5 separate regions of the Homo sapiens genome follow, and all the other regions are linked to region 1. A link is a contact called in ENCODE Hi-C or POLR2A ChIA-PET data. All regions are on one chromosome and are shown on one strand. Each heading gives the region's core, a stretch centred on a gene start or an enhancer-like site at or near the end of the contact. The rest is flanking DNA. Distances are from core to core; before and after follow the strand shown.

What was found. Hi-C counts contacts between places; a loop is a spot of excess contacts on that map. ChIA-PET counts read pairs that join two places held with the same protein, here RNA polymerase II (POLR2A). Pooled maps may share reads with other maps.
Region 2: a loop to region 1 is called in a pooled map, with 10 times the contacts of the local background. The contact joins the promoter of B9D2 here to the promoter of DYRK1B in region 1. A Hi-C loop is called at or near these places in 1 of 168 maps with a recorded cell type or tissue (naive thymus-derived CD4-positive, alpha-beta T cell) and 7 of 50 pooled maps. POLR2A ChIA-PET finds 5 or more read pairs at or near these places in 1 of 52 experiments (B cell).
Region 3: a loop to region 1 is called in a pooled map, with 5 times the contacts of the local background. The contact joins the promoter of YIF1B here to the promoter of DYRK1B in region 1. A Hi-C loop is called at or near these places in 1 of 168 maps with a recorded cell type or tissue (CD8-positive, alpha-beta T cell) and 5 of 50 pooled maps. POLR2A ChIA-PET finds 5 or more read pairs at or near these places in 1 of 52 experiments (OCI-LY7).
Region 4: a loop to region 1 is called in a pooled map, with 6 times the contacts of the local background. The contact joins the promoter of PSMD8 here to the promoter of DYRK1B in region 1. A Hi-C loop is called at or near these places in 6 of 50 pooled maps. POLR2A ChIA-PET finds 5 or more read pairs at or near these places in 2 of 52 experiments (AG04449 and Panc1).
Region 5: a pooled map shows a loop between it and region 1 (8-fold over the local background). The contact joins the promoter of ACTN4 here to the promoter of DYRK1B in region 1. A Hi-C loop is called at or near these places in 5 of 50 pooled maps. POLR2A ChIA-PET finds 5 or more read pairs at or near these places in 3 of 52 experiments (MCF 10A, Panc1 and activated naive CD4-positive, alpha-beta T cell).

The regions. Positions count from the first base shown.
Region 1 is chr19:39,831,178-39,836,916 of GRCh38, forward strand. It overlaps DYRK1B (dual specificity tyrosine phosphorylation regulated kinase 1B), which reads right to left and starts at 2,985. Exons shown (of 11, transcript NM_004714.3): 1 at 2,846-2,985; 2 at 628-791. The coding sequence starts at 690. It overlaps FBL (fibrillarin), which reads right to left. Exons shown (of 9, transcript NM_001436.4): 7 at 5,379-5,491; 8 at 3,491-3,636; 9 at 3,281-3,385. The coding sequence ends at 3,361. RefSeq lists silencers at 2,158-2,427, 2,688-2,797.
Region 2 is chr19:41,361,553-41,367,291 of GRCh38, forward strand. It overlaps B9D2 (B9 domain containing 2), which reads right to left and starts at 2,597. Exons shown (of 4, transcript NM_030578.4): 1 at 2,406-2,597; 2 at 1,880-1,971. The coding sequence starts at 1,967. It also overlaps a transcript of TMEM91 not described here. RefSeq lists an enhancer at 2,453-2,572.
Region 3 is chr19:38,313,733-38,319,471 of GRCh38, forward strand. YIF1B (Yip1 interacting factor homolog B, membrane trafficking protein) reads right to left here and starts at 2,215. Exons shown (of 8, transcript NM_001039672.3): 1 at 2,128-2,215. The coding sequence starts at 2,185. RefSeq lists a silencer at 2,050-2,539.
Region 4 is chr19:38,371,567-38,377,305 of GRCh38, forward strand. It overlaps PSMD8 (proteasome 26S subunit, non-ATPase 8), which reads left to right and starts at 3,005. Exons shown (of 7, transcript NM_002812.5): 1 at 3,005-3,395; 2 at 4,594-4,666; 3 at 4,786-4,888. The coding sequence starts at 3,036. RefSeq lists enhancers at 2,914-3,544, 3,175-3,314.
Region 5 is chr19:38,644,126-38,649,864 of GRCh38, forward strand. ACTN4 (actinin alpha 4) reads left to right here and starts at 3,524. Exons shown (of 21, transcript NM_004924.6): 1 at 3,524-3,782. The coding sequence starts at 3,621. RefSeq lists silencers at 3,364-3,553, 3,784-3,863, 5,047-5,245, 5,204-5,498 and an enhancer at 5,204-5,498.

The DNA of each region.
Region 1 (5,739 bases), core at 1,735-4,234:
TCCCTTGGGCCTCAACCCATACTCCCACCAACTCTTTGCACAGTTCTTTCACCCCAAGGCTCTTGGATCTGGATCTGGCCCCTGGACCTCCCACTTCATCCTGCTTCAAGCTCTGCATGTCACTGCCTTCACTGCCTCTAGCCTTGGGAGAGCTTTGCCCTCACCACCCATGCCTGTTGGCCTCAAGACCCTTTAGACTCAACCCCCCTCCAAATTCACCCAATCCAGATCTTTCACTCTGAACTTTTCTTAGTAGCATTTATTGGGTATTTACTATGTGCCAGGCACCATTCTAAGTGTTTTACATGCATACCATTAACTCATTTAATCCTCACAACAACCCTGTGAAGTAGGTATCATTATTGGCCCCATTTCACAGAATGAGTTGAGTTCTCCAACTCAAGTATGGAGAACCTAAGGAATTTAACCACTGGGTCAGGATTTGAACCCAGCCTCTCCAAACCCTGACTCTGCCTGAAAACTCCTCTGTTATTTTCCAATCCCATGGGACCCATTATGTGCCCAGAAGAATGTCTTGGGCAACCACACTACCTTTTGGTCTGGAGACCTTTCTATCCCCAGCCTCCCCCTACCACCACGCAGGTGAGGAGCCAGCTGAACGCGTACCTGCGTGTGCTCCTGGGGCCCTGGGAAGCCAGAGAAGGGACCATGGCCCGGTGGGACGGCCATGGTGGGCTCAGAGGGCCGCAGGGGAGCGAGGCCTGGAGCGGGAGCCCGGCCGGGGGGCGCCTTCTTGCATCCTGCACCTCGGCTGCCACCGCCGCTGAGACCTGAGAGCAGACAGGAAGTGGGAAAACAACATGGAACAAGGGGATATGTGAATAGTGCCAGGCGGGGAAGAGTGGACATGAGAAAGACAGGGCACAGAGAGAAGAGGAAAAGGGCACAACGGAGCAGCAGATAGCAATGAAGAGAAGGGGCAGAGAAGTGGTAGCCAGGTGGGGGGGGATGGCACAGCAGTCCCTCGACAAATAATGATCAAGTAAATGATTAAGGCAGCACAAAGAGAACACATAAAAGACAATGATTGGGGGCCAAGCAGGGGTCGATATGAGCCATCACAGGGAAAGGAGGACAGGAAGACACCAATAATTCAGAGGAGGAAAAGAAAAAAGAAACCACAGACAGTATGCAGAGGAGTAGGCTTCATTCTTTTCTCACTACTCGTGGCCCTCCCCAGGGCCCCTAACACAAGATGCCACTTTCTGTAGTCTTCCCTGAACATCAGGATCTCAGCCCGTAGCACAGCCAGGGCCAATACTTTAAGATCTATCCTTCTCAGTAGATTCCCTCAACCCAGAGAACTCTAGGATTCCCAAACCACATGAGTCTTCCCCTCCCAAACCACAGCAGAGTCCTCTGCAGCCCTAAAACCACATCAGCGTCCTTGGGGACCTCCCAACCACACCAAAGTTATCTGAGAACCTCTATAGAACAGAGTCCTATCTCTACAGCATTCTCATCCACCAGGGCACGATTTTCCTAGGGGACCCTCTCCATATCATGCCAAGACCGCTTCCCTATTTCAGGTCCTCCATATTAGGAACCAGCCTTCCAGGTAGTCTCCCTGTACCATATCCCAATTCCCCCTACCACAACAGGGTTCTTCCCCATATTACTCCAATATCCCATCCCAATCAAGGCCCACTCCTCCTGATGGGAGAAGGAGGAGGTGTCTCTTCCCACAGTTTAGAGTGATCATCCTTTTCTCCCCTACACTGCTTCCTTGCCCCCCTACACACACACACACACCCTAATATTCCTACCACAGACCTTTCTCCAGGCACCCCTCTTTATACCAGGGTCATTCCACAACTGTGTCCACTCCTAGAGGGCCTCAAAGTCAAATCCCCAAGTTATCACATAGGGTTCTCTCCTCCCAGAGTTGTCAGCTACAGCAAAAATCTTCTCCCCATGGGCCACTCTCTCCCCCATGTCAAATCCCTTTCTCCTATTCCATGCCTTGCCACTCCACGACTCCTCCACCCTTGGAGCTTCCCCCAAAAAACCACCTCTTCTCCGGGGCCCTCCCACACCAGGATCATCTCTCCCAGCCCCCACCCCCTACCCGGGTCAGGGCTGGCGCGGGGCCCACGGGGGGCTGGGGCGCGGTGGGGCCCCCAGTGGGGTGGGCGAGCGGCCAGCATGGCGGCGGTGGCGGCGCTGAAAAGGCGACCGCCTGTCTCTGGCCCGGCCGGCCCCGCGGCGGGGAGGGCAAGCGGGACAGGAGGCCCGGTGGGTGACAACAGCAGCCGCCACTGCCACCGGGGGCGGGGAGAGGAGGGGACAAGGGTCAGCCCAGGGCACGCGGGGGAAGAGTAGAGCAGGTGGACGGGGGAGGGGCGACACGCCCCACCCTGAGTGACCACCAGCCCCTAGGGACCCGGCGTCCCGCCCCCCACCCAGGAGGCCCTCCTGGGCCTGCTGAGACCGGAAGGCGGGGCCCGACTGAGCTTGGCAATCGGCACCTGCCATGGCAACAACTGTACCATTGGTCGCTGGTGCCAAGAGCTCAGCCAATCACAGCCTAGGGCAGCTGTTGCTAGGCGACGAAGAAGCGGCCCGCGGAGCTGAGCCCAAACAAAGGGCGGGAGTGGGGCCCGGCTACCCCCTCCCAGCCTCCCTCCTGCAACTGCTTCCTCGGGCTTGGCCGGTTCCAGGAATTCAACTATGAATAGCCAGGCAGGGCCCGCACCTGCCTGCCACCCCCCTCCTCTCCTCCCTTGGCCTCGTGCTAAGTCTCACGGCGACGGGAGCAGGGCGGATCCCGTCCTGCCCACCTCCCTGCGACCGCTTGCCGCCCCACCCGTCCCCGCGCCGTTACCTGAAGGAGCGGGCAAGGGGACTCAAACTGCTCGGGGAGCCCGAGCTCAGACCTGCCCACTGGCTGAGGGTATCCGGCGGACGCGGCAAGCCAGGGCCCCGATTACCCAGTAATGCAACCAGCAAAATGGCGACCACAACAAACCGGCCCCCCCACGCCCTGGACTCCGCCCCCATCCCTCCCTCTCCGCTCCCCTCACGTGACCCACACTGACACTCCGCCTGCGCGAGATGGCCGCTTACCTGCACGCATGCGCAGCGAGCTACCAATCCCACCCAAGAACCGAAATCCAGGCTGCCGCTGCGCAAAGGCAGCTAGAAACGGAGCATGCGCTCTGTGACCGAGTGAGAATTTACCCAACCCCGCAAAATTGACCAAGGGTGCGTGCTCCCTGTGTCAGCAGGTCAAGGGGAGGAATGAGCAGCAGACATGGGAGACGGATGAGTCTTTTAATAGAAAAACACACGTGCAACAGTATCAACACACATCTCTCGCAATCCTGACAGCGCTGAACTTCAGTTCTTCACCTTGGGGGGTGGCCTGTGAGAGGAAGATAGGTGATGAAGGAGGGTCCCCAGGATCATGGCACTCGGGGTGCAAGGGACAGAGATGTCTGTCTTGGTGTATTGCTGGGCCCCTGCTCACCTGTACACTCCCACGACCACGGCATGGTCTCTTTCATATGGCTCAAGGGTCAACTGCTCCTGCGGCTTCATGTTCTCCTGTTGCATCTTTTTCACTTCGGAGGCAAACACGGCCTCGGCTGAGGCTGTGGAGTCAATGCAGTTGGCCTAAAGAGGAGAAAGGACTAATGTCTACAACAGGGCTTTGGGCTGTTTTTCTCTTGTGTGCTCTTTAAACCAGATGTTTTCATTATTAATTCAAGTAAAACTCAGTGCTATGGTTCTAGTGTGTCCCCCAAAGTTCATGTGTTGGAAACGTAACCCTTAAATGCAAGAGTTGAGAGGTGGGACCTTCGAGAGATGATTCAGGTCATGAGGCCTCTGCCTTCCTGAATAGAGTAATGCTATTATCACAAGAGTGGGTTGCTGATTAAAAGGATGATTATGCCCCCTTTCTATCTTGCTCTCACCCTTCTGCCAATGGATGACAGCAAGAAGGCCCTCGCCAGATTCAGACCTCCAATCTTGGACTTTCCAGCCTTTGGAACTGGGAGCCAAATAAATTTCCATTCATTATAAATTACCCAGTCTAAGGCTGGGCGTGGTGGCTCACGCCTGTAATCCCAGCACTTTGGGAGGCCGAGGTGGCTCAATCACGAAATCAGGAGATTGAGACCATCCTGGCCAACACGGTGAAACCCTATCTCTACTAAAAATACAAAAATTAGTCGGGTGTGGTGGCGCACACCTGTAGTCCCACCTACTCGGGAAGCTGACGCAGGAGAATCGCTTGAACCCAGGAACTGGAGGTTGCAGTGAGCCGAGATCGTACCACTGCACTCCAACCTGGTGACAGAGTAAGACTCCATCTCAAAAAAATAAAAATAAAAATAAAAATAAATAAATTACCCAGTCTATAGCATTCTGTGATAGCTGCATAAAATGGGCTAAGACACTCGGGTTTAGGAAATGTGATAAAAGGCTTAATGAAAGTTTTTGGCTGGGTGCAGTGGCTCGTGCCTGTAATCCTAGCACTTTGGGAGCCTGAGACAGGCAGATTGCCTGAGCTCAGGAGCTCCAGAGCAGCCTGAGCAACATGGCAAAACCCCGTCTCCACTAAAAATATAAAAGTTAGCCAGGTGTGGTGGCACACGCCTGTAGTCCCAGCTACTTAGGAGGCTGAGGCAGAAGAATTGCTTGAACCTGGGAGGCAGAGGTTGCAGTGAGCTGAGATTGCACCACTTCACGCCAGCCTTGGTGACAGAGCGAGACTCTGTCTCAAATTAAAAAAAAAAAAAGTTTTTAGTTTTGTTTTGGATTTGAAGCAGGAAGCCTTAAACAGTCCTATTTATCTAAAAGCCAGTGCTTAAATTTTATACCCAGGAATTGTTTGGCTTATTTCTACTTCCTCTTCTTTAATAATAGTAATAATGCAGTTGAGAATAATAAAACAAATGTAGCAAAAGGCTAACAAATGGTGAACCTTGTGAAGGGTGCATGGGAGAGTTCTCCATTATTTCCAAATAAAAATGCTGTGAAAGATGCACCTAGCTTTTATCTAGTATCTATTCTATGCCAGGATCTTTTCTAAACACTTCATATTATATTGACTAATTTGATCCTGTCATCTACCCTGAAAAAGACTAGACAATATTTCTATTTCATAAGTGAGGAAACTGAGGCATATAGGTTAAGTAACTTGCTCAGTCACACAGCAGGCTGGGATTAAACTCAGATGGTCAGACTCAATTTTGCACTTGACCGCTGCACTCTCCTGCCTCTTTAAATCCAAAGCTATAGTTTTGCAGACTTGGCCCCTCTGTTTTGGGTGGCTATTTGACAGATACAGATAGAGAAGATACCTCCCTAGAACACTGCCACCCCATCTTAGACTCTTCCAAACCCCGCACCTTAATGGAAATCACAAAGTGTCCTCCATTACGCAGGAAGGTGTGGGCATTCAGGGCCACAATCCGGGTCTGGTCTGGCTGGGCCACATCAGCAAAGATCACATCCACCATTGCTAAGGAGAAAGGAGCAGCAGTTAAAAGTTGGAGTCACAGGGATCACCCCAGATCCTCCCATGGGGCCTATGCCCATCACCAGCAGGTTCCTGGGAGATTCTCCCTGCCTCCAGTTTCACTCCCCACCTCCACTGGTCCCCCTCCCTCCAGTGTCCCAAGATGAGTCCAAAACCCACAGTCACATCATTCATCCACTCTTCTTGTAAACCATGGTTGCCACCTACTCTGTGGCCAGCCCTGGGCCGGG
Region 2 (5,739 bases), core at 1,347-3,846, 1.5 Mb after region 1:
CTACGCAGGCGGATCACTTAAGGCCAGGAGTTCGAGACCAGCCTGGCCGACATGGTGAAACCCCATCTCTACTAAAAATACAAAAATTAGCTGGGTATGGTAGCGGGTGCCTGTAGTCCCAGCCACTCGGGAGGCTGACATAGGAGAATCGCTTGAACCCAGGAGGCAGAGATTGCAGTGAGCCGAGATCGTGCCACTGCACTCTAGCTTGGCTACAGAGTGAGACTCTGTCTCAAAAAAAAAAGGGCCAGGCGCAGTGGCTCACGCCTGTAATCCCAGCACTTTGGAAGGCCTACGCAGGCGGATCACTTAAGGCCAGGAGTTCAAGACCAGCCTGGCCGACATGGTGAAACCCCATCTCTACTAAAAATACAAAAATTAGCTGGGTATGGTAGCGGGTGCCTGTAGTCCCAGCCACTCGGGAGGCTGACATAGGAGAATCGCTTGAACCCAGGAGGCAGAGATTGCAGTGAGCCGAGATCGTGCCACTGCACTCTAGCTTGGCTACAGAGTGAGACTCTGTCTCAAAAAAAAAAAAAAAAAAAAAAGGGCCAGGCGCAGTGGCTCACGCCTGTAATCCCAGCACTTTGGGAGGCCGAGATGGGCAGATCACAAGGTCAGGAGATCGAGACCATCCTGGCTAACACAGTGAAACCCCATCTCTACTAAAAATACAAAAAAAAAAAAAATAGCCGGGCATGGTGGCGAGCGCCTGTAGTCCCAGCTATGCAGGAGGCTGAGGCAGGAGAATGGCATGAACCTGGAAGGCTGAGCTAGATTGCACCACTGCACTACAGCCTGGGAAACAGAACGAGTCTCAAAAAAAAAAAAAAAAAAAAAAAAGGGACTAGGACTCAGGCCTGAAGACATGATAATGCCAAATGGCCACATCTGTTTCATAGACATTCATCTGTGCCACGCAACAACATACCCCAGGCTTTACAAACAAGACCCCATCAAAGTCTTGTATAAGCCAGGCAAACACTGAATGAGCACTTCCTATTCCAGCCCTATTCCTATTCTAAGTGCTGTTGATACTCGTTTAGTACTCATGACAACTTCAACAGGTAAATATTTCTATGACTCTCATTGTACAAACAAGGAAGTCGAGGTGAAGAGAAGTGCCCAAGTTCACATAATCAGCCCAAGGGTGCCTTAACAAGCAATAACTGGTTTTGAACCCAGGCAGTCTGTGCTCTTAACCTCAAACCTGTGCTGCTTCTTAGCTACTATTAGCTTCACTTTGAAACAAGGAAACTGAGGCTCAAAGTGGTCGAGTCCAAAGGTCTCCAATTAATAGGTGGGGGAGTTAATATTTAAATGCAGATCTGGCAGCCCATGACCCTAACCATTACACTATACCATGACTCTATAGGGCCTCAGTTGGGGAAGCATGAACAAAATTACTTTCCTGGGACGTGGCGGCTCACGTTTTTAATCCTAGCACTTTGAGAGGCTGAAGTGGGTGGCCTGTTTGAGCGCAGGAGTTCGAGACCAGCCTGGGCAACATAGCGAGACCCTGTCTCTACAAAAAATAAAAAAAATTAGCCAGATTTGGTGGTGCGTGTCTGTAGTCCCAGCTTCTCAGGAGGCTGAGGCGGGAGGATCACTAGAGCCCGAGAGTTCGAGGCTGCACTGAGCTATGATCACACCACCTTACTCCAGCCCGGGCGCAGAGAGAGACCCTGTCTGTATCCCACCCCTCACACACACAAAGATGGGAGCTTGAGACTCATGTGGACAGGGTGTGGGCTGGGCCTGGAGTACTGAGAACTGATGGAAATGAGGTTAAGAGTCTGCGTTAAGGGGTGGAGGAAGGAGCATGTAGCCTCTAGGCTAGGGGTCTTGGTGTGGAAATGAACCAGGCTTGGGGGAATACCTGTGTGAATGCCCCACTTGCAGAAGAGGCTACTTTCCGAGAAACCGCTGGCCCCTATGATCTGCCCGATCACGTGCACCTCAGCCATGGCCCTGGGAGGGGAAAAATATAATCACAACCCTGTGAGGTAAGTGTATTATCTCCATTTGACGGGGGGGAAACTGAGGCCCAGCAAGTAAAGGGTAGTACTAGGATTCCAAGCTAGCTTCGTCACACCCCTGAGGCTGAGGTCTTGACCACAGATCCTAATTGCCAACCCATGAAAGCCTGGAAAAAATGGGGGGACCCTTGTCTGGGGAACCAGCATTTAACTCTGGGAAGTCCAAAATAACCTTTTCGGGTTCAGGTCGGCGGAAAGCCCCGCCCGAAGGGGCTATGGCTCCGCCCACGAGCGCAAAAGACCCGCCTTCCGCGTCACGCCAGCCACCCCGCTTCCCTCCCCCAGCAAGCTCCATAAGGCGCATGCGTTATGAGTTCAGGTCCGACTTAACCCCGCCTCTAAGCGCAGCGCATGCGTCATTCCTACCTTAGCGCACTTAACGGTTAGGAGAGGAGAAAGCGGCAACCGGGGTTGTAGTTCATGGGCTTGACTGCTTCTTTTCTCCGCGGGCGCCGACCAGGCCTGGCTCGCGCCTCTCCCAGGACCCGCCTGGCTGCGAGATATGTAAGCCGCGATACTTCCGCGACCGCGCTCGTCTTGGTTTCCGTGGTTGTTGCTGGGGCAACAGCAGGCTCCTCCCCTAGCTTTGTACTCGCTCTGCGCGCTACTAATTGGTGCTAGCCGTCTGCGGGGGGCGGGGTGAAGCTGTGATGGACATTTTCCTCCTCCGCTCCATTTTGGGAAAATAGCGTCTCTCCAGCTACGGCAAAGGGTTCCGCCATTTTGGGCGTGGCTAGGAAGCTGCCATGTTGAGTGTGGCTGAGGAAGTTTGAGTGCAGTTTCTCCCAGATACCTTCTTTACCAAAAAAGCAAATCCCTAACTGCTCCGTGCTGCGCCTACCCCACCGAAGAGCTCTCTGTGGTCCGGGATCACAAATCAGAGATTGAACCAGGACCAAGGGGGAATTCCTTCCAGGACCTCGTGTACATCCCCGGCCTTGTAACTGGAAAACAAAGCAAAAAAATCACTCCTCATTCAGAGAGTGGAGAAGTTGGGGAGTGGGTTCTGCTTCCGTTTTAGAGTTCCCCTAGGTTTCTCAAGGACAAGGAAGGAAGGAAGTTGGATAAGTCCAACTTCCTTCTCGGAGCTACTACCAAGTTCACTGTTACTGCTTGATTCTGAGCAAGGAGCGGTTGGGGTAGCGAAGAGAAATGAGGAACTAAGATTCCCTTATTTGCAGAAAATCCTCTTTCCTATTGATTGATTTATCAATCAAGAAATGGAGATGTTGTCCCTGGATGCCATCCTAGATGCCATCATTTCCCACATCAAGCCAGTCATCAGGTCCCATCAAGGCTCCTTAAAAGGGTCTCACTCTGTCACCCAGGCTGGAGTACGGTGGCTCGATCACAGCTCATTGCAGCCTCTTAACTCCTGGGTTCAAGGGATCCTCCTACCTCAGCCTCCCATGTAGCTGGTATCACAGACATGCACCACCACGGCTGGCTAATTCTTTTTTTTTTTTTTAAGAGATGGAGTCCTGCTATGTTGCTATGTTGCCCAGTCTTGTCTTGACCTCCTGGGCTCTAGCTATCCTCCCAGTTCTCCCTCCCAAACTGCCGGGATTACAGGCGTGAGCCACCCAGCCAGGCCAATAGATACAAAGTATTTACAAGCTACCATTGGCTAGGCGCGGTGGCTCATAACTGTAATCCCAGCCCTTTGGAAGGCTGAGGCGGGAAGAGCTCTTGAGGCCAGAAGTTCGAATATAGGGAGACCCCATTAATAATGCATATATCAACTAGTGAAGTATTCCATTGAATTGTTTAATATAAATGTTATCCTATTGAAATGTTGTACCCTCGTTATAATTTTGGTTTTTTACTTTTTGAGATGGCGTCTCCCCCTGTCATCCAGGCTGGAGTGCAGTGGTGCGATCCCAGCTCACTGCAATCTCTGCCTCCCGGGTTCAAGAGATTCTCCTGCCTCAGCCTCCCGAGTAGCTGGGACTACAGGCGTGCACCACCACACCCAGCTAATTTTTGTATTTTTAGTAGAGACGGGTTTTCACCATATTGGCCAGACCGGTCTCAAACTCCTGACCTCAGGTGGTCCACCCGCCTCAGCCTCCCAAAGTGCTGGGATTACAGGCGTTAGCCACCGTGACCGGCCGGGTTTTTTTTTTTTTTTTTTTTTTTGACAGAGTCTCCCTCTGTCGCCCAGGCTGGAGTGCAGTGGCATGATCTCTGCTCACCACAACCTCCGCCTCCCAGGTTCAAGCAATTCTTCTGTCTCAGCCTCCTTAGTAGCTGGGATTGCAGGCACCCACCACTATATCTAGCTAATGTTTGTGCTTTTAGTAGAGATGGAGTTCCACCATGTTGGTCAGGCTGGTCTCGAACTCCTGGCCTCATGTGATCCTTCTGCCTCAGCCTCCCAAAGTGCTGGGATTACAGGCATGAGCCACCTCGCCTGGGCCCAGCTACTTTTTGTATTTTCTTTTTTATTTTATTTATTTACTTTTTTTTTTTTTTTTTTTTGAGACAGAATCTTGCTCTGTTGCCCAGGCTGGAGTGAGCCTCTGCACCTGGCAGAGGTTTCACTTTTAAATGATCTTTCTGTCCTTTAAGCTGGAGCTGGGGAAAATGTATTTATTTATTTATTTATTTCTGGATGCTGTGTGGGTGAGGTAGACAGCTCTAACCTTTCAGCTCTTGGGGCCCCTGGTCCCCTAGTGGTGGCACCAGCCTTGCATTCTCTTTTCTCAAGCCCCCATTTTGTCCATCAGGAAATCTTACTGCCTCTACTTTTGAAATACACCCTAAATCCCACTTCTCACCTCTTTGTCGCCCTGCACCTTGATCTGTCCAAGTTCATCTATCACCTGGACTATGACAGGGACCTTGTCTCTGGGGTCCCCTTTGCCAACCCCTCTAGTTTGCACCCCACATGCAGCTGGAACCCTGTGAACACCTAAGTCAGGTCCCATCTGCTCAGACCCGTCCAGTGGTCCCCATTTCACTCAGGGTAAAAGCCAAAGTCTTATCATGCATGACAAGGCTCTCCACAACCTGGCTGGCACCTCCTGCCTCATTTTTGTATTTTTAGTAGAGACGGGGTTTCGCCATGTTGGCCAGGCAGGTCTCAAACTCCTGACCTCAGGTGATCTGCCCACCTTGGCCTCCCAAAGTGCTGAGATTACAGGCATGAGCCACTGCTCCCGGCTGAGGTCTTCATTCTGAAGGCTCCCATGTATACATGTTAAATAAAAGAAAATAAATTATCGTCAACTATAAATAATGAGATTCAGAAAATATGATTGAGGCCGGATTCGGTGGTTCATGCCCGTAATCCCAGCACTTTGGGAGGCCAAGGAGAGTGGATACCCTGAGGTCAGGAGTTCGAGACCAGCCTGGCCAACATATAGCGAAACCCTGTCTCTACTAAAAAATACCAAAACTAGATGGGTGTGGTGGCACATGCCTGTGGTGTCAGCTATTTGGGAAGCTGAGGCAGGAGCATCACTTGAACCTGGGAGGCAGCAGTTGCAGTGAGCCGAGATCACGCCACCGCACTTCAGCCTGGGCGACAGAGCCAGACTTCTACTCTCAAAAAAGAAAAAAAAGAAAAGAAAGGAAAATATGATTAACTATAGAGTTTATTCCAGGCTACAGGACCAGTACATATGTTACAACAGTTTCATTAGTACATCTTGCTATGCTGCAGGGAAGATTGCGTTAACATTCTGATAGGAGGAGG
Region 3 (5,739 bases), core at 965-3,464, 1.5 Mb before region 1:
CTTTCAGGCCCCGACTCTGCCAAGCTCCTTGCCCCCACTGGCTTTTGAATATGCAGAGCTTTCATCCTGGAACAACCTCCCTCCATCAGCACCTCCCAATATCACACAGAGGCCCCTGCCTTTGCAGAGACCTTCCTCACTCCTCCCTGTAATGCACTAACCTCGTCTGGTTCCTTCTCATAACATGTGGTGCTTTCTTTTTCTCTTCTGAGCACTCACAATAATTTCTGAATATATATTCATATGTCTACTTGTTTACTTGGCACAGGCCTCCAATGCCTTTCCTTCTCTCTCTCTTTTTTTTCTTTTCTTGAGGCGTTGTTTCGCTCGTTGCCTAGGCTGGAGTGCAATGGCGCAATCTTGGCTCACTGCAACCTCCGCATCCTGGGTTCAAGCGATTCTCCTGCCTCAGCCGCCCGAGTAGCTGGAATTACAGGTGCGCGCCACCACGCCCGGCTAATTTTTTTTTTTTTTTTTTTTGAGATGGAGTCTCACTCTGTCACCCAGGCTGGAGTGCAGTGGTGAAATCTCGGCCCACTGCACCCTCCACCTCCCAGGTTCAAGCAATTCTTCTGCTTCAGCCTCCTGAGTAGCTGGGACTACAGGCGCACACCACCACGCCCAGCTAAATTTTCTATTTTTAGTAGAGATGGGGTCTCACCATGTTGGCCAGGCTGGTCTCGAACTCCTGACCTCGTGATCCTCCCACCTCGGCCTCCCAAAATCCTGGGATTATAGGTGTGAACCACTGCGCCCAACCTAATTTTTTTGCATTTTTAGTAGAGATGGGGTTTCATCATGTTGGCCAGGCTGGTTGGCTGGGCACCGTGACTCATGCCTGTGATCCCAGCACTTTGGGAGGCCAAGGCAGGTGGATCACCCTCTTTTTTTTTTTTTTTTTTTTTTTTTGAGGCGAAGTCTTGCTCTGTCGCCCAGGCTGGTGCAATCTCGCCTCAGTGCAACCTCTGCCTCCTGGGTTCAAGTGATTCTCAAGCCTCAGACTCCCAAGTAGCCGGGATTACAGGTGCTCGCCACCACACCCGGCTAATTTTGTGTACTTTTATTAGAGATAGGATTTTGCTGTTACCCAAGCTGGTCTCCAACTCCTGGCCCCAAGTGATTCGCCCACCTCGACCTCCCAAAGTGCTGAGATTATAGGTGTAGGCCAGCACGCCCAGCCTGCCCTCTCACTACAAATCTCCTTCTCCTGGGTAACTTTTCATGATCAGAATTATCCTCTTCCATGCCGGGTGCGGTGGCTCACGCCTGTAATCCCAGCACTTTGGGAGGCCTAGGCGGGCGGATCACCTGAGGTCGGGAGTTTGAGACCAGCTTGACCAACATGGAGAAACCCCGTCTATACCACCCCGGGCGTGGTGGCCTGCGCCTGTAATCCCAGCTACTTGGGAGGCTGAGGCAGGAGAATCGCTTGAACCCGGGAGGCGGAGGTTGCGGTGACCTGAGATCGCGCCATTGCACTCCAGCCTTGGCAACAAGAACAAAACTAGGTCTCAAAAAAAAAAAAAAAAGAAAAAGAAGTATCCTCTTCCAGGAAGCTTCACTGACACCCCTAGGCTGGGTCATGTGCCTCCTCAGGGCTCCCACAACATCTCCATCCCAACACAGGGCCTGACACATGGGAGTTGAGACAAGTTAGGTTGAATGAATAAATGAAACACACAGCACACTCACGGAGATGAAGAGACAGGAAAAGGGGGCCAACAGCACAATACAGGTTCGCTTCTTAAATGAGCGGTAGGCATGGCCCTCTGCGCTCCCGGGGGGCCACGAAGCTGTCCTAAGGGTGTGGGCGACAGCAGGCGGGTACTGGGGAGCCACGGAAGGGTGGGGAGCAGGGAAGGGCGGATCGCTAACTGCAAATGAATGAAAGTTGCATTTCTCTGCATATCGCACGCTATCCAGTCCCAAGTTGTTTTCTTCTAAAGGAATTTCCTAAAGAATCGCCCCCCAAGGGGCCTCCTACCCGAACCTGGCATCCCAGCGCTGTGCACACCTCAGGGTTCCAGATCCTTGATCTCGTGACCTCTGACCTGCAGTGACCTCGCCAACCGACGCGGCCGCCCCGCCACGCCCCCGCCCGCCCGATCTCCTCCGCCGGCCACGTACGCCACTTACGCAGCCGGGGCGTCCCCGCAGCCGCCGCCGCCAAGCCTGCCGGGTGCATCCTTCGCCGCCGCCACCTAAGCCGCGGTTCGGAGCGTGCCCGCCCGGCTCCCGTACCCACGCCCCGCCGGCGAAGAGACAGCCAATGGACGTCAGGATTGAGGGAAGGCCTCGCCCCCACCCCCCCGACCCCTCCAGCCCCCCCCTTCACGGAGGCCTGGACGACTGGGCGGTGCCTTACGTAAGAGGCGGAGACTGGGCTACTGGGCTCATGCAGTAAAGCGAGTCAAGGCCTGAGTGGCAGGAGGGCGAGGCCGGGACCAATCCCAGGAGGAGGCGGTGTCTGCCACGACAGAAAATGAGTGTCTGCCCCTTGCCGGGGCTCACGCCCCTAACTCCAGCACTTTGGGAGGCCGAGGCGGGAGGATTGCTTCAGCCCAGGGATTCGAGACTAGCCTGAGCAACATAGTGACCCTCGCCCCGCCCCATCCCTACAATTTTTTTTTTTTTTAATTTAGCCAGGCTCAGTGGCTTAACGCCTGTAATCTCAGCACTTTGGAAGGCTGAGGATCGCTTGAGCCCAGGAGTTCGAGACCAGCCTGGGCAACAGCGAGATCTCCATCGCTACAAAACATTTTTTAAAATGTAAATATCGAGCGAAAAGGTCGATGGGAAATGCAGTTCTCTGCAGACAGCCGTTCAGTTTGGGTCATTGAGAGCACTGGAGAGCCAGAAAAGGCTGTGGAGCAAGGAAAAGAGAAACATTTGTGTTCCTGAGGGGCTAATTGGAGTTGTAGGGGCTTATACAATTTTTGACATCCCTTAGGTATTAAAGTAAATATTTATTTATTTTGAGACAGGGTCTTCCTCTGTTTTCCAGGCTGCCTCGGACCCCCTGAGCTCAAGTGATCCTCCTGCCTCAGCCTCCCCAGTAACTGGCACCACAGGCATGCACCACCATGCCCAGCTAATTTTTAAATTTTTTGTCAAAACAGGATCTTGCTATGTTGCCCAGGCTGGTCTCGAATTCCTGGGCTCAAGCCATCCTCCTGCTTCAGCCTCCTAAAGCATTAGGATTACAGACATGAGCCACAGTGCCCGGCCTTAAAGTGAATATTTAGAGTGAGAAAAGGAAACCCAACAAGTTAGGTGAGAAGAACCAGGTGTCTCTCTTGGAATAGATCTTAAGGCAGTTTCCCAGAAATTCATAAAAATGTTCTCACATTGCAACCTGGTTCCCTCTGTCCACCAAAAGCATTCTACAACCCCCAGCAACTCACAGCACACAGGCGCACCTGCAAGTGAAGAGCCCTGCCCACCTAGCGTCCTTAGTCTCTCCTCTCTCTGACTCTCAGTCTCCCCCCTTCTCTCCCTCTCAGACTCCCCGACTTATCTCAGGAAAACATAGTGGTGGAAGTTACTTCTGCGCAGCGATAGCGCATCCGGAAGGATGTCAGCAAGTGACCCTATCGCTGTGGCTTCCTCTTCCTCCTCTGAGACGTTGTCTTTTTGGAGACCTTAAGGGCTGCTCCTGGTTTCTCAGTGATGAGTGCTGGCTCCACTGTGGTTCCTTTTTGTGAGCGAAATGCCCGCATTCTTCTTCACCTCTGATTTAGCCTCTGTCCCCTGGGCTCCAACACCATTTTCTCCTCATCCTCAGCCCTCTCTTGCTCTGGTTGCTCCAGATACATCTCTTCCATAAATGTTTTTTTTTTTCTTATTGCTTTTTTGTTTGTTTTTTGAGATGGAGTCTTGCTCTGTCGCCCAGGCTGGAGTGCAGTGATGCGATCTCGGCTCACTGCAACCTTTGCCTCCTGGGTTCAAGTGATTCTCCTGCTTCAGCCTCCCGATAGCTGAGATTACAGGCGTGTGCCATCGCACCTGGCTAATTTTTTGTATTTTTAGTAGAGACAGGGTTTCGCCATGTTGGCCAGGCTGGTCTCGAACTCCTGACCTCAGGTGATCCACCTGCCTTGGCCTCCCAAAGCACTGAGATTACAGGCATGAAACACCGCACCCAGCCTTATGTATATATATTTAATTAATAAAGCAAGTACTGCCAAGTGCAGCGGATCACGCCTGTAATCCCAGCACTTTGGGAGGCCAAGGCGGGCAGATCACCTGAGGTCAGTTTGAGACCATCCTTGCCAACATGGCGAAACCCTGTCTCTACTTAAAATACAAAAATTAGCTGGGTGTTGTGGCGGGCATCTATAATTCCAGCTACTTAGGAGGCTGAGGCAGGAGAATTGCTTGAACCCAGGAGGCAGAGGTTGCAGCGAGCCGAGATTGTGCCATTGCACTCCAGCCTGGGAGACAGAGCGAGACTCTTGTCTCAAAAAAAAAAAAAAAAAAAAAAAAAAAGCAAGTTCATTAGTTCATTGGCTTCCTGCTGGCCTCATGTTCACCCCTTACCAGTTGTGTGACTACTACTTTTTATTTTTTTGAGGCAGGGTCTACTCTATCACCCATACTGGAGTGCAGTGGTGCGACCATAACTCATTGCAGTCTCTAATTCCTGAGCTCAAACGATCCTCCTGCCTCAGCCTCCCGAGTAGCTGGGACTACAGACGCATGCCACCACACTTGGCTAATTTTTGTATTTTTTGTCGAGATGGGGTTTTGCCATGTTGCCCGAGCTGGTCTCAAATGACTACTTCATTTTTAAGCCTAAATTTTCTCATCTGTTTAGTGGGAATTATATTGGGACGGGGTTGAGAATTCAGTGCAAGTTCAGGTGTCCACAGGGCCTGGCAGAATGTAAGCCTTCGATCACTGGCACCTATTGTGTTACTGATTCTATTATCAGGTGCCTCTGCTTCTGGATTGTCAACCCCAAGTTGGGCTCTGCCCGGTGATCTGCCAGCTCTTTAATAGAACCAGCTGGGACATGTCTGAGCTGAGCCCCAAGCCCCACTCCTCTGCCAGTCGGATGGGGTTAGGACTCTGGGCTGCCCTCCAAAAGGCTGTCAGGAAGGCGCTGAGTTCTGGCTGGAGGCAGAAGTGGAGAGACTTACGGGGGGGCGCAGAAAGAAAAATTTCCTCTTAAATAGAGGCGTGTATTTGTGATTCTGCCTGGCTTGTTTCCATTCATCCTTCATGCTTCAGCTCAGCTAGCCCCTTCCTCAGGAAGCTCTCTTGACCTCCCTAGGCAGGGGTGGTTGCTTCCTCTGGACTCCCAGGGCCCTCTAGGGCTCCCTGATTCCAGGCTTGATCATTGTACCCTTGCTTCCCTCATCACAGCCCTGACCACTCTGGGCTGTCTTTTTTCTTTTTTTTAGAGATAGGGTCTCACTCTCTCCCAGGCATAGCTCACTGCAGCCTCGAACTCCTGGGCTCAAGCAATCCTCCGACCTCAGCCTCCCGAGTAGCTGGGACAACAGGCGTGGGTCACTCTTGTGTCAGTCTCCCAGTTAGACTGGGAGCCCCATGAATGCATGGCGCAGGATGGTCTCATCATTACTGAGTCTCCAGGATCATCCAGCGAGGGGTCAGCAGAAAGTGGGCATTGAACAAAGCTTTGGTGAGTAGCTGAGGATCCCCACTCTGTCCACACGGGCACAGGGGACACCTGACTCTGTGGTGTCCGCTGTTCCCACTCCGAGGCTCACAACT
Region 4 (5,739 bases), core at 1,755-4,254, 1.5 Mb before region 1:
TTTTAGTTGCAAGTAGCAAATATTTCCCTCAAATGGTCTACATGAAAATGGTAATTTACAGGCTTCAGGTACAGTTTGATCCAAAGTCCCAAGGTCCACAGGATTCAGCCTTCATTTCTCTGTAGTTTTTTCTTCTCTGTCCTCCTCAGAGTGCAGTCTCTGACCTCAGGACAACTCCCCTCACCATCTGAGGCTAGTTATACAGTCCATAATCTGGATGGATGCGTAGTGACCAATGAATTGACAAGATGGAGGAATGAAGGCAGGAGGAAATAAATGAGTAAAAAAATACCCTGTTGCATGGTAGGCATTTGGTCAGCATTAATAGATGAATGAATGAAGGAGCGAATGAGGAAAGGTATGAGATTGCACCTAGTTGGTGCTCACCCAGAGTGTTGGGTTGGAGGAATACATTGGGGTTGGCATTGACTAGGCATGGTTGGTAGCACAAAAACCTGATGAAATTTGACAATAACAAGAGTTGGCAACACTCATGTGTGTAAGGGCTGCTGGCTAAGGTTGTTTCCACCACCAAGATTCTACCGAGTCACCTCATGGTCCAGGTGAACACATCATAATCCTGTATCAGCCAAGTCAACATGTTATTTAAATATCACCATCTGCACTTCCAGCCAAGATAGAGTGACAGAGACTGGATTTCCCCTCATACTTGAAACTATTTATGTTTTTTGAGATGGAGTCTCGCTCTGTTACCCAGGCTGGAGTGCAGTGGTGTGATCTCGGCTCACTGCAACCTCCGCCTCCTGGGTTCGAGCGATTCTCCTGCCTCAGCCTCCTGAGTAGCTGGGACTACAGACGCATGCCACTATGCCCGGCTAATTTTTTGTATTTTTAGTAGAGACGGGGTTTCACTGTGTTAGCCAGACTGGTCTCCATCTCCTGACCTCGTGATCTGCCCGCCTCAGCCTCCCGAAGTGCTGGGATTACAGGCATGAGCCACCTGGCCTGGCCATATCAACGTGGTATTTTGTTTATTTGTGTCTTTTTCTTTTTTTTTTTGAGATGGAGTTTTGCTCGTTGCCTAGGCTGGAGTGCAATGGTGCGATCTTGGCTCACTGCAACCTCCACCTCCCAAGTTCAAGTGATTCTCCTGCCTCAGCCTCCCGAGTGAGTAACTGGGATTGCAGGCACCCGCCACCATACCTGGATAGATAATTTTTTGTATAGTAGAGACGGAGTTTCACCATGTTGGCTAGGCTGGTCTCAAACTCCTGACCTCAGGTGATCCATCCACTTCAGCCTCCCAAAGTGCTGAGATTACAGACTTGAGCCACCACACCCGGCCATCATTTTTGTTTAAAACATTTTTTACCACCACAACTTCTTTCACATATTAATTTACTCATTAATTCAACACATATATAATTTCTTTCTTTTTCTTTTTTTCTTTTTTCTTTTTTTTTTTTTGAGCACAGTCTCGCTCTGTCACCCAGGCAGGAGTGCAATGGCGATCTCAGTTCACTGCAACCTCTGCCTCCCGGGTTCAAGTGCTTCTCCTGCCTCAGCCTCCCAAGTAGCTGTACTACAGATGTGCACCACCACGCCCGGCAAATTTTTGGTATTTTTACATTTATTTATTTATTTTCTCTGAGACAGAGTCTCACTCTGTCACCCAGGCTGGAGTGCAGCGGCACAATCTCAGCTCACTACAAGCTGACCTCCTGGGTTTAAGCGATTCTCCTGCCTCGGGCTCCTGAGTATCTGGGATTACAGGTGTGTGCCACCACGCACAGCTGGTTTTTTTGTTTTTTTTTTTTGGTATTTGCAGTACAGATGGGGTTTCGCCATGTTGGCCAGGTTGGTCTCGAACTCCTGACCTCAAGTGATCTATCTGCCTCGGCTTCCCAAAGTGCTGGGATTACAGGCATGAGCCACCATGCCTGGCCAACAAATATTTATTGACTGTCTACTAATATTTGCCAAGCACTGAGATACTGGGAATTCAGTAGTGAAGGAAATCGTCCTGCCTTCATGGAGATGACATTCTAAATGGTGGAGACGGAGAGTGAAAGTCGGGTTTGAGAAAAACGTGCTGCCCAGGCGCAGTGGCTCACACCTCTAATCCCAACACTTTGCGAGGTCAAGGCAGGAATATCGCTTGAGCTCAGGAGTTCGAGACCAGCCTGGGCAGTATAATGAGACTCTGTCTCTATAAAAAATTTAATTTTTTTTAAAAAGAGAGAAAAAGCGATGTTGAATGTGCAGATGTAATATCAATCAGTGGAGGAAGAAGTTGGTATAAGAAGTTGTGAATACTGGCCAGGCAAGGTGGCTCATGCCTGTAATCCCAGCATTTCGGGAGGCCAGGGCCCAGGGAATCGCCTGAGTTCAGGAGTTGGAGACCAGCCTGACCAACATCTACTAAAAATACTAAAATTACGTCTCTACTAAAAATACGAAAATTAGCCAGGCGTGGTGGCACATGCTTGTAATCCCAGCTACTTGGGAAGCTGGGGCAGAAGAATCACTTGTACCCAGGAGGCGGAGGATGCAGTGAGCCAAGATTGCTCCATTGCACTCCAGCCTGGACAACAAGAGCTAAACTCCGTCTCAAAAAAAAAAAATTGTGAATCCTCCACTTACACATGACATTGAAAGCCATAGAGCTGGATGAGTTTTGTAACTAGTTAGTTCATATAAGCTTGGGAAAAAAATGTGGAAGGATGCATTGAAAAAGACTGGAGAGGGAGCCCCAGGTACACATCCTAGCTGTTAGTCCTTTGGAAGGTTACCCAGCCTCTCAGTCTGTCTATAAAATGAGAATAACACAGCTCTCCAAATGGCACGACACCCGCTACCTTTTGGCTTGGAGACGCTGCCCCGAAGGCGGAACCTCCAGGACAGCTACGTAGCGTCCCGAGCACTCAGACTGAAGCCAGGGCAGCCATGTTCATTATTGGAACCGTGAGGTGGGTAGGGGGGGTGGTGTTGAGACAGCTGTCATTTTCAGTTAGGGCAAAAGCCAACTTCCGGTCACCATCTTGAGTGACGACAGAGGCGGAGCTCCAACTGACATGTTCATTAAGGGCAGGGCTCCGAGGGCGCCACCTCGAGAGCGACGGCGGGCTACCCGGGGCGGGCTGAGGCAGGTTGTAGCCCCGCCCCGGGCCTTGGGCTCCACCTCTCGGCCCCACTTCCGCCGGGCAAGCGTTTGTAGGCGGCGCTGCCGTAAATCAGGCGGTCTGCTTGCCGCATCACGCAAGATGGCGGCCGCGGCGGTGAACGGGGCGGCAGGCTTCTCGAGCTCCGGGCCCGCGGCAACCTCGGGCGCTGTTCTGCAGGCCGCGACCGGCATGTACGAGCAACTCAAGGGCGAGTGGAACCGTAAAAGCCCCAATCTTAGCAAGTGCGGGGAAGAGCTGGGTCGACTCAAGGTAAAGTCGGCAGGCCCAGGAAACCGAGTGTTGCGGGCGTGGGAGGCGCTACGAGGTGTCTGGACCCAACCAAGTCCCGGGCCGCGGAAGCCACCTCGGTGCCAGCGAGACTGAGGCGGGCTGGGGGATCCGATGGGGTGAAAGATTTGGAACAGCCAAAGTGGGGGCTCGGAGGGCGTCAAGAAGCGAGAGAGGGACAGGGAGCGTTGATGGTCACGCCTGTAATCGCAGCGCTTTGGGAGGCCGAGGCGGGGGAGCGTCGCTTGAGCCCAGGAGTTCAAGATCAGCCTGAGCAACATAGCGAGACTCTGTCTCTACATTTTTTTTTTAAGTGAGAGATGACTGGAATGGACCCACGCGGGGGTGGTGGGGGAATGATTGGAAGACTTATGGCAGAACTGAGTGAGGGGTTAGATTTTTGGTGCGTGGAGGCTTAACTGGTCGGAGTGGCAGGATTGGGATTCGGGCTTTTCCTGATGGTGGATTCCAGGCAAGACCAAGTGGGAAGTGAGGACTGCCCGGAGTGATAAAAGAATGAGGCTGAAAAGGTGGGCTGTGTAGAGGGTGTGTGGTTAAGACCAGGCTGGGTTAGGATCTGAGAGATCTGGGGCTTAGGCTCGCATCTGTTGGGAGAGGGGGCAGCCTAGTTGTGAAGGCAGGACTGAACCTAGAAGAAATATTCTTACAAGTAGAGAACAAGAATACGGGGCCCAGAGTGCTTCAGACCAAACATCTGTTGGGAGGGAGTGTAAATCCAGTGGCTTGGAACAAGCTGCTGAGCCTGCTAAGGAAAGATGTATGGGCTGAACTGTGGGGGGAGATTTGGACCTCCCCCTCCCAGATATAGATTTTGGGGATAGCCCAGCTACCCCTTCCCCAATAGATTGTGGGGAAGATGGGCCAAGAATGGAATGTACTCCTGTCCCCACCGCCGCGTGATTCCACTGGGTCAGGCACTGAGTGTCCCTCCTTGTTTCCCCAGTGGGGCTATTAATAATTGTAATGTGATGTAATCTTAAATGGGCATGTGTTGCGTGCTCAGGCCCTGTTCTGAGTGCTTTATGAGAAAGCATTCCTCATGAGTCTGGATGATGGTTAGCTCCATTTTCCAAGTGGGAAGACCAGAGCGTAGAGCAGGTAAGTCATCTGTATTTGAATTCCCTTCTTTTCTTTCTTCCCTCCCTCCCCTCCCCATCAGCTAGTTCTTCTGGAGCTCAACTTCTTGCCAACCACAGGGACCAAGCTGACCAAACAGCAGCTAATTCTGGCCCGTGAGTGTCACTGGGGTTGGTTGGGGGTGATAATCTGGGGGTCATGGCAGGAATGGTAGCACTGGTGGTTGGGGAAGAGACCTCAGTCACCTCCTGAGAGCTCACTCTGTCACCCACAGGTGACATACTGGAGATCGGGGCCCAATGGAGCATCCTACGCAAGGACATCCCCTCCTTCGAGCGCTACATGGCCCAGCTCAAATGCTACTACTTTGATTACAAGTGAGAATGGGCCCTGCCCCCAACTGGGGGGGTGGTTGCATGGAAGCTCCTTTATTTCTGGAGCTCTGGCTGCTTGGGTCCTCTTCCTTCATCTGGGAACTCCTCCTGGCTTAGTTCTCTCCTCAGTGGTGCAGGGTCAGGGCTTGGCTTGGAGGTCCTGAGACTTGGCTTGACTAGTCAGTCTCCCCCTACCCATTCCCACATTGCACCCCCTCTGCCCAGTGGGGCTGCCATCACCTTTCACGTGTCCTGGCCCCAGCCTTGCCCCTCTGACTCAAACCCCTGTGGCAGCCAGTAGGATCATGTGACACTAAAATTTGACACTGTCCATACCCCGCTCAGAACCTGCCGTGGCTCTTCATGGTCCTCAGGCACAAGACCAAGTTCTTTCCTGTGGCTTCCAATGCAGTTCCAGCTCACACCCCTCTGCCTGTGCCTGCTCATCCCAGCCCTTTCTCTCACTGGACTGTGAGCTTTCTAAAGGCAGAGCTTGGAACTGTCTCAGTTACTGCTATGTCCCTAGCACTGCCTACCACAGGGCCAGGCCCAGAACAGGGACTCACTGGATATGTGTTGAATATAAAACTGAATGATACCTGCACAGATTAATGATTGGGAATTTGACATCAGACAAATCTGGCTTTGAAACATCCAGCCGCTTCCTGATTATGAGGTCTTGGGCAAATGACTTTACCTCTCTCAGTTTCCCTGTTAAAGTAGGGAGTGGTGATTCTTTTATTTATTTATTTTTGGAGACAGGGTCTTGCTGTGTTGCCCAGGCTGGAGTGCAGTGGTGCAGTCATGGCTCACCACAGCCTTGACCTCCTGGGCTCAAGCGGTACTCCTACCTT
Region 5 (5,739 bases), core at 2,274-4,773, 1.2 Mb before region 1:
TGAGCCAAGACCGTGCCACTGCACTCCAGCCTGGGCGACAGAGTGAGACTCCGTCTCAAAAAAAAATAGAAATTAGCCAGGCGTGGTGGGGTGCACCTGCAGTCCCAGCTACTTGGGAGGCTAAAGCAGGAGGATCATTTGGGCCCAGGAATTTGAGGCTGCAGTGAACTGGAACGGTGTCACTGTACTTCAGCCTGGTGACATAGCGAGTTGCTGTGTCAAACACCATCACCACCACCAGCACCAAGAACAATATCAACAAAACTTGGCTGAGCTGGATGTGGTGGTACGTGTTCACAGTCGCAGCTACTCAGAAGGCTGAGGTAGGAGAATCAAGAGTCTGAGCTCAACTTGGGCAAAATATTGAGAACCCTGTCTCCAAAAACAAAAAACTAAAACACTGGGCTGGCCGGGTAGAGTGGCTCATGCCCGTAATCCCTGCACTTTGGGAGGCTGAGGCAGGCAGATCACCTGAGCTCAGGAGTTCAAGACCAGCCTGGCCAACATGGCAAAACCCCTCTTTACTAAAAATATAAAAATTAGCCGGGCATGGTGGCATATGCCTGTAATCCCAGCTACTCTGGAGGCTGAGACAGGAGAATCGCTTGAACTCGGGATGCGGAGGTTGCAGTGAGCCGAGATCATGCCACTACACTCTGGTCTGGGTGACAGGGCGAGACTCCACCTCCAATAAAAAAAAAAAAAGGAAAAAAACACTGGGCTGGGCTGGGCTGGGCTGGGCAAGGCAGGGCAGGGCAGACTCCTCTGCAGCCTTTCTTCCTTTCCTTGACTTTGACTGTTACCCTGAGCGTGGAGCCACAGGAAGGTTTGAACAGAGGAGGGAGGAATGTGATCTGACTCAGTCATTCATTCACAGGCTCCCTCCAGCTTCTCCTGGGAAAGAGAAGGGGGTGGGAGGGGGAGCTGGGAGACAGTGGGGAACTGCTGCAATGGCCCAAGGGAAGGCGAGGCGAGGGTAGACAGAACCTGGGTGGCGCAGTGGGGCAGGGGGAAGTGGGTGGGTTCTGTGTATTCTTTCAAGATGGAATGACAGAATTTCCTGAAGAACTGGATGGGGTTGTGAAGACAAAGAGGCATTAAGGATGACCGCAAGGTCTGTAGCCTCAGCAACTGCAAGGCTGGAGGTGCACGAATTGAAGAGGGATGACTGTGGGATGGGATGACCAAGCTTGGGGGGAAGATCAGGAACTCTATTTTGGATATTTATTATTATTATTATTTGAGATGGAGTTTCGCTCTTGTTGCCCAAGCTGGAGTACAATGGTGCAATCTTGGCTCACCACAACCTCCGTCTCCCAGGTTCAAGCTATTCTCCTACCTCAGCCTCCTGAGTAGCTGGGATTACAGGCATGTGCCACTATGCCTGGCTAATTTTGTATTTTTAGTAGAGACGGAGTCGTTGGCCCGGCTGGTCTTGAACTCCTGACCTGGGGTGATCCGCCCACTTCGGCCCCCCAAAGTGCTGGGATTACAGGCGTGAGCCACCACACCTGGCCGGATATTTATTTATTTATTTTTATTTTTATTTTAGACGGAGTCTTGCTCTGTCGCCCAGGCTGGAGTACAGTGGCGCGATCTCGGCTTACTGCAGCCTCTGCCTCCCGAGTTCCAGTGATTCCCCTACCTCAGCCCCCTGGGTAGCTGGGATTACAGGTGCATGCCACCAAGCCCGGCTAATTTTTGTATTTTTAGTAGAGACGGGGTTTCACCATGTTGGCCAGGCTGGCCTCTAACTCCTGACCTCGTGATCTGCCTGCCTCGGCCTCCCAAAGTGCTGGGATTACAGGCATGAGCCACTGCGCCCGGCCATTTATTTTTAATGTAAACATTTTTTTGTAGAGATGAGATCTTGTTATGTTACCCAGTCTGGCCTCAAACTCTTGGGCTCAAGCACTCTTCCAGCCTTGACTCCCCAGAGTGCTGGGATTGCAAGAGTAAGCCACCAGTGCCTGGCTGAATATTTAAATTTAAGATGCTTCCTGATGCAGTGGCTCGCACCTTTGTTTAAATGTCTGCCTTCTCCATGAAGCCTACCTGAGTAGTTTATTTGCATTCCAGCCCATGCTTGATTTTTCTCCAAATACTCAACACCTTGGAATATACAATACTACCTATTTTTTACTTTTATGTATATTTTTGAGACAGGATTTCGCTTCTGGAGTGCATTGGTGTGATCACAGCTCACTGCAGACTGGAACTCCTGGGCTCAAGTGATGTCCCTTCCTCAGCCTCCTGAGTAGCTGGGACTACAGGTGCACACAGCCATGCCCAGTGAATTTTTACATTTCTTGTAGAGACAGGTTCTTGTTATGTTGCCTAGGCTGGCCTTGAACTCTTGGGCTCAAGCCATCCTCCCGCCTCAGCTTCCCAAAGTGCTGGGATTACAGGTGTGAGCCCCTGTGCCTGTCTACATATTTTTTAAAATTTTGAGTGTTGAGGCCAGGCGCAGTGGCTCATGCCTGTAAGCCCAGCACTTTGGGAGGCCGAGGTGGGCGGATCACCTGAGGTCGGGAGTTTGAGACCAGCCTGACCAACATGGAGAAACCCCGTCTCTACTAAAAATACAAAATTAGCCAGGAGTGGTGGCACATGCCTGTGATCCCAGCTACTCGGGAGGCTGAGGCAGGAGAATAGCTTGAACCTGGGAGGCGGAGGTTGCAGTGAGCCCAGATCACGCCATTGCACTCCAGCCTGGGCAACAAGAGCGAAACTCCGTCTCAAAAAAAAAAATTTGTGTGTTGGTTGGGCGCGGTGGCTCACGCCTGTAATTCCAGCACTTTGGGAGGCTGAGGCGGGAGGATCGCTTGAGCTCAAGAGTTCAAGACCAGCCTGGCCAACATGGTGAAACCCCGTCTCTACTAAAAAAATACAAAAATTAGCCGGGTGTGGTGGAGCATGCCTGTGTTCCCAGCTACTCGGGAGGCTGAGGCAGGAGAATTGCTTGAATCCGGGAGGCGGAGGTTGCAGTGAGCCGAGATCGCGCCACTGCACTCCAGCCTGGGAGACAGAGCGAGACTCCGTCTCAAAAAATAATAAAAATAAAAGTAGATTTGTGTGTATGTGGCTTCCTTTACTAGAAGGTAGTTTCATGAAAGTTGGGATTTTTTTCTGTTTTTAGTGCCTGCGTAAAACATAGTCTGGCACAGAATAGGTGTTCAATAAATATTTGTTGAATTTGTGTCGCTGAATGGGAACCCGGTGCAGTGCATTCCAAGCCTGAGCTGGTTCAGGTCCGATGGCGGGGCCTGCCCTTATGAATCATTCATGATCTGGCCCCGCCCATACGCGAACGACGCGCGCGTTCACGCCGGAGAGGGGGCGCGGCTCGCCCCCGGGCTGAGTCGGGCGGCCAGGAAGCGGGACTCTGCGCAGGCGCCAAGCTCCGGAGCGCGGCCTTGGTGCCTTTTCTGGTTTGGCAGGCGCGCGCGCGCGGGAGGGCGGCAACCTCGGCGCTGTGCGCAGGCGCGGCGGGCAGTGCGCAGGCGCGGGCGGAGGGCGGGCTGAAGCAGCTGAAGCGGCGGTAGCGGCGGCGGCTCGGGCAGAGGGGCGGGAGCTGAGGCGGGAGCGGACAGGCTGGTGGGCGAGCGAGAGGCGGCGGAATGGTGGACTACCACGCGGCGAACCAGTCGTACCAGTACGGCCCCAGCAGCGCGGGCAATGGCGCTGGCGGCGGGGGCAGCATGGGCGACTACATGGCCCAGGAGGACGACTGGGACCGGGACCTGCTGCTGGACCCGGCCTGGGAGAAGCAGCAGCGCAAGGTGCGCGGCCCGCGGGCCGGACGGGCTGGAGGGGCTTTTCTGAGGGGGCCCGGGGAGGGGTGGGAGGTCCTGAAAGGTAACTGGAGCGTCTGTGATGGGAACGGGGGGGTCCCGAGAAGGAATTGGCGGGTCCGGGAAGGGAATTGGAGTCCTGAGGAGGAATCGCCGAGCTAGAGGAAGGAATTGGGAATCTGAAAAGAGAATTGGCGGCTGGGTGGGGAATATGGGAGTCAAATAAAAGGAATCGGGAAGGCTGATGAAGGATTTGGAGGGTCTGGGCGTGCCATTAGGGGAAACCGAGGAGATGACTGGGCAGGCTGAAATGGAACTGGGATCCGAGGCGGGCTTGAAGGGTCGGAGCATGGGTTGGGGGTGCTGGGAGGAGAATCAGGGGAGGCTGAGAAGGGAATTTCTGGGTCTGGGAAGTGTGAGGAGGAGCTTGAGTGTGGAGGGGTTGGTTATTTGGAGAGCAGAAAGATCTGAAGGAGATTGGAATTGGGGGAGCCTCAGGTTGGGGGAGTTATAAAGGGGATGAAGAATCAAGTGTGAGGATGGAGTGGAGATTGTGGGGTCTGAAGACGGGTGGGAAGACTAGGGAGGCTGGGAAGATGAAAACAGGGGCTAAGGGTAGAATTGAGCATGAAAAGACATGGGCTTAGGGTGTGAGGAGGGTAGAGGTGCCAGGACTGGGGGTCTGAGGAGGGTGGGGTGCGGAAGGAAGAAGTTAAGGGGCCCGTGAATCAGACGTTTTTGAAGGGGGTGAGATTTATTTGTGGTGCCCTGTTCCAAAGGGGAGAAGATTAAGAGATAGGAGGAATAATAAGAGGAATTGATGAGGGATGGAGAAGCCGAAGTAGAGGGGATACGGAGAGTGGGGATAATTTGGGGAGGGATTTCTAAAGAATTGATGGGAAGCTGAAAAGCTAAAGCGTTGGAGAGAATGAGGAAGTGTAGAGGGAGAAGGTGAGATCGGTGGGAGGGAGGGTGAGCTGGAATGGTGGATAATGGGAGAGAGGTTCGTTTAGGAAAATGAAAGTCTCATTAGAAAGGGAATGCGTAATGGATAGACTGAGAAAGGAATTTGAGGAGGGGGTGCTGGCTCCTGGAGGTGCAGTCCCGGGACTGGAGAGCGTGTGTGTGTCGTGCAGGCAGAATGAGTTTGGGGAGGAAGCGTTGAGAGTGTCCAGGAAGAATTGTGTCTTTTTTGGAGAGACCGGAGGTAGGTGAAGGGATCCTGAAGCAGAGACTGTGTTCAGGTGGCACTGTTTTTTTGGGGGGCGGGGGGGGCAACTTGGTAGGGCCCCACAGCAGTGAAAAGGTGATCAGAAGTGGAGTGGGATCCCCGAGCGAGGTGTCAGTGTCTGTGGGGGGGGGATAAATCCAGTGTGGTTGAGGGGGGAGCTCTGAGTGTGTGCAGGAAGAGCTAAAGAAAGGAGCGTGGTGAGTGGGTGTGTGTGGGGGGAAGGGGTTGTTCAGAAGTTTTGTGCGTGAAATGGGTGGGAGGTACTTGAAGTTGGAAGCATTTCGTGGGATCTGGAGATCTGGATTTTCTTTCCAGATTTGTTACTGATTCGCTCTGTGGCCTTGGACAAGACCCTTGAACTCTCCGGGCAGTTTTGTTATCTGCAAAATGCAAAGGGATCCGAGGGTTCCCTGCGGTGATTCTGTTAATAAAGAGGGATGTGTGTAGAGTTGGGACTTTGGACAGGGCTCTGAAGGTTTGGGAGAGTGAGTTTGGTGGAGATTTTTCAGGAACAGGCTACAGGGCTTTGAGTGGTGACCTGGCAGAGTGGGGAGTGACTGGAAGCCTCTCGAGGGCGCGAGTTGGTGGCCAGGAGCTTGGCACAGGCAGCCTAGCCCAGGCTGGAGGGGAAAGGGTGGGAAGGGTGGAAGGAGCAGCTGTTCCAAGGCAGCCTGAGGTGGGGCCGGGCATAACCTTGGGTCCATTACCAGCGTT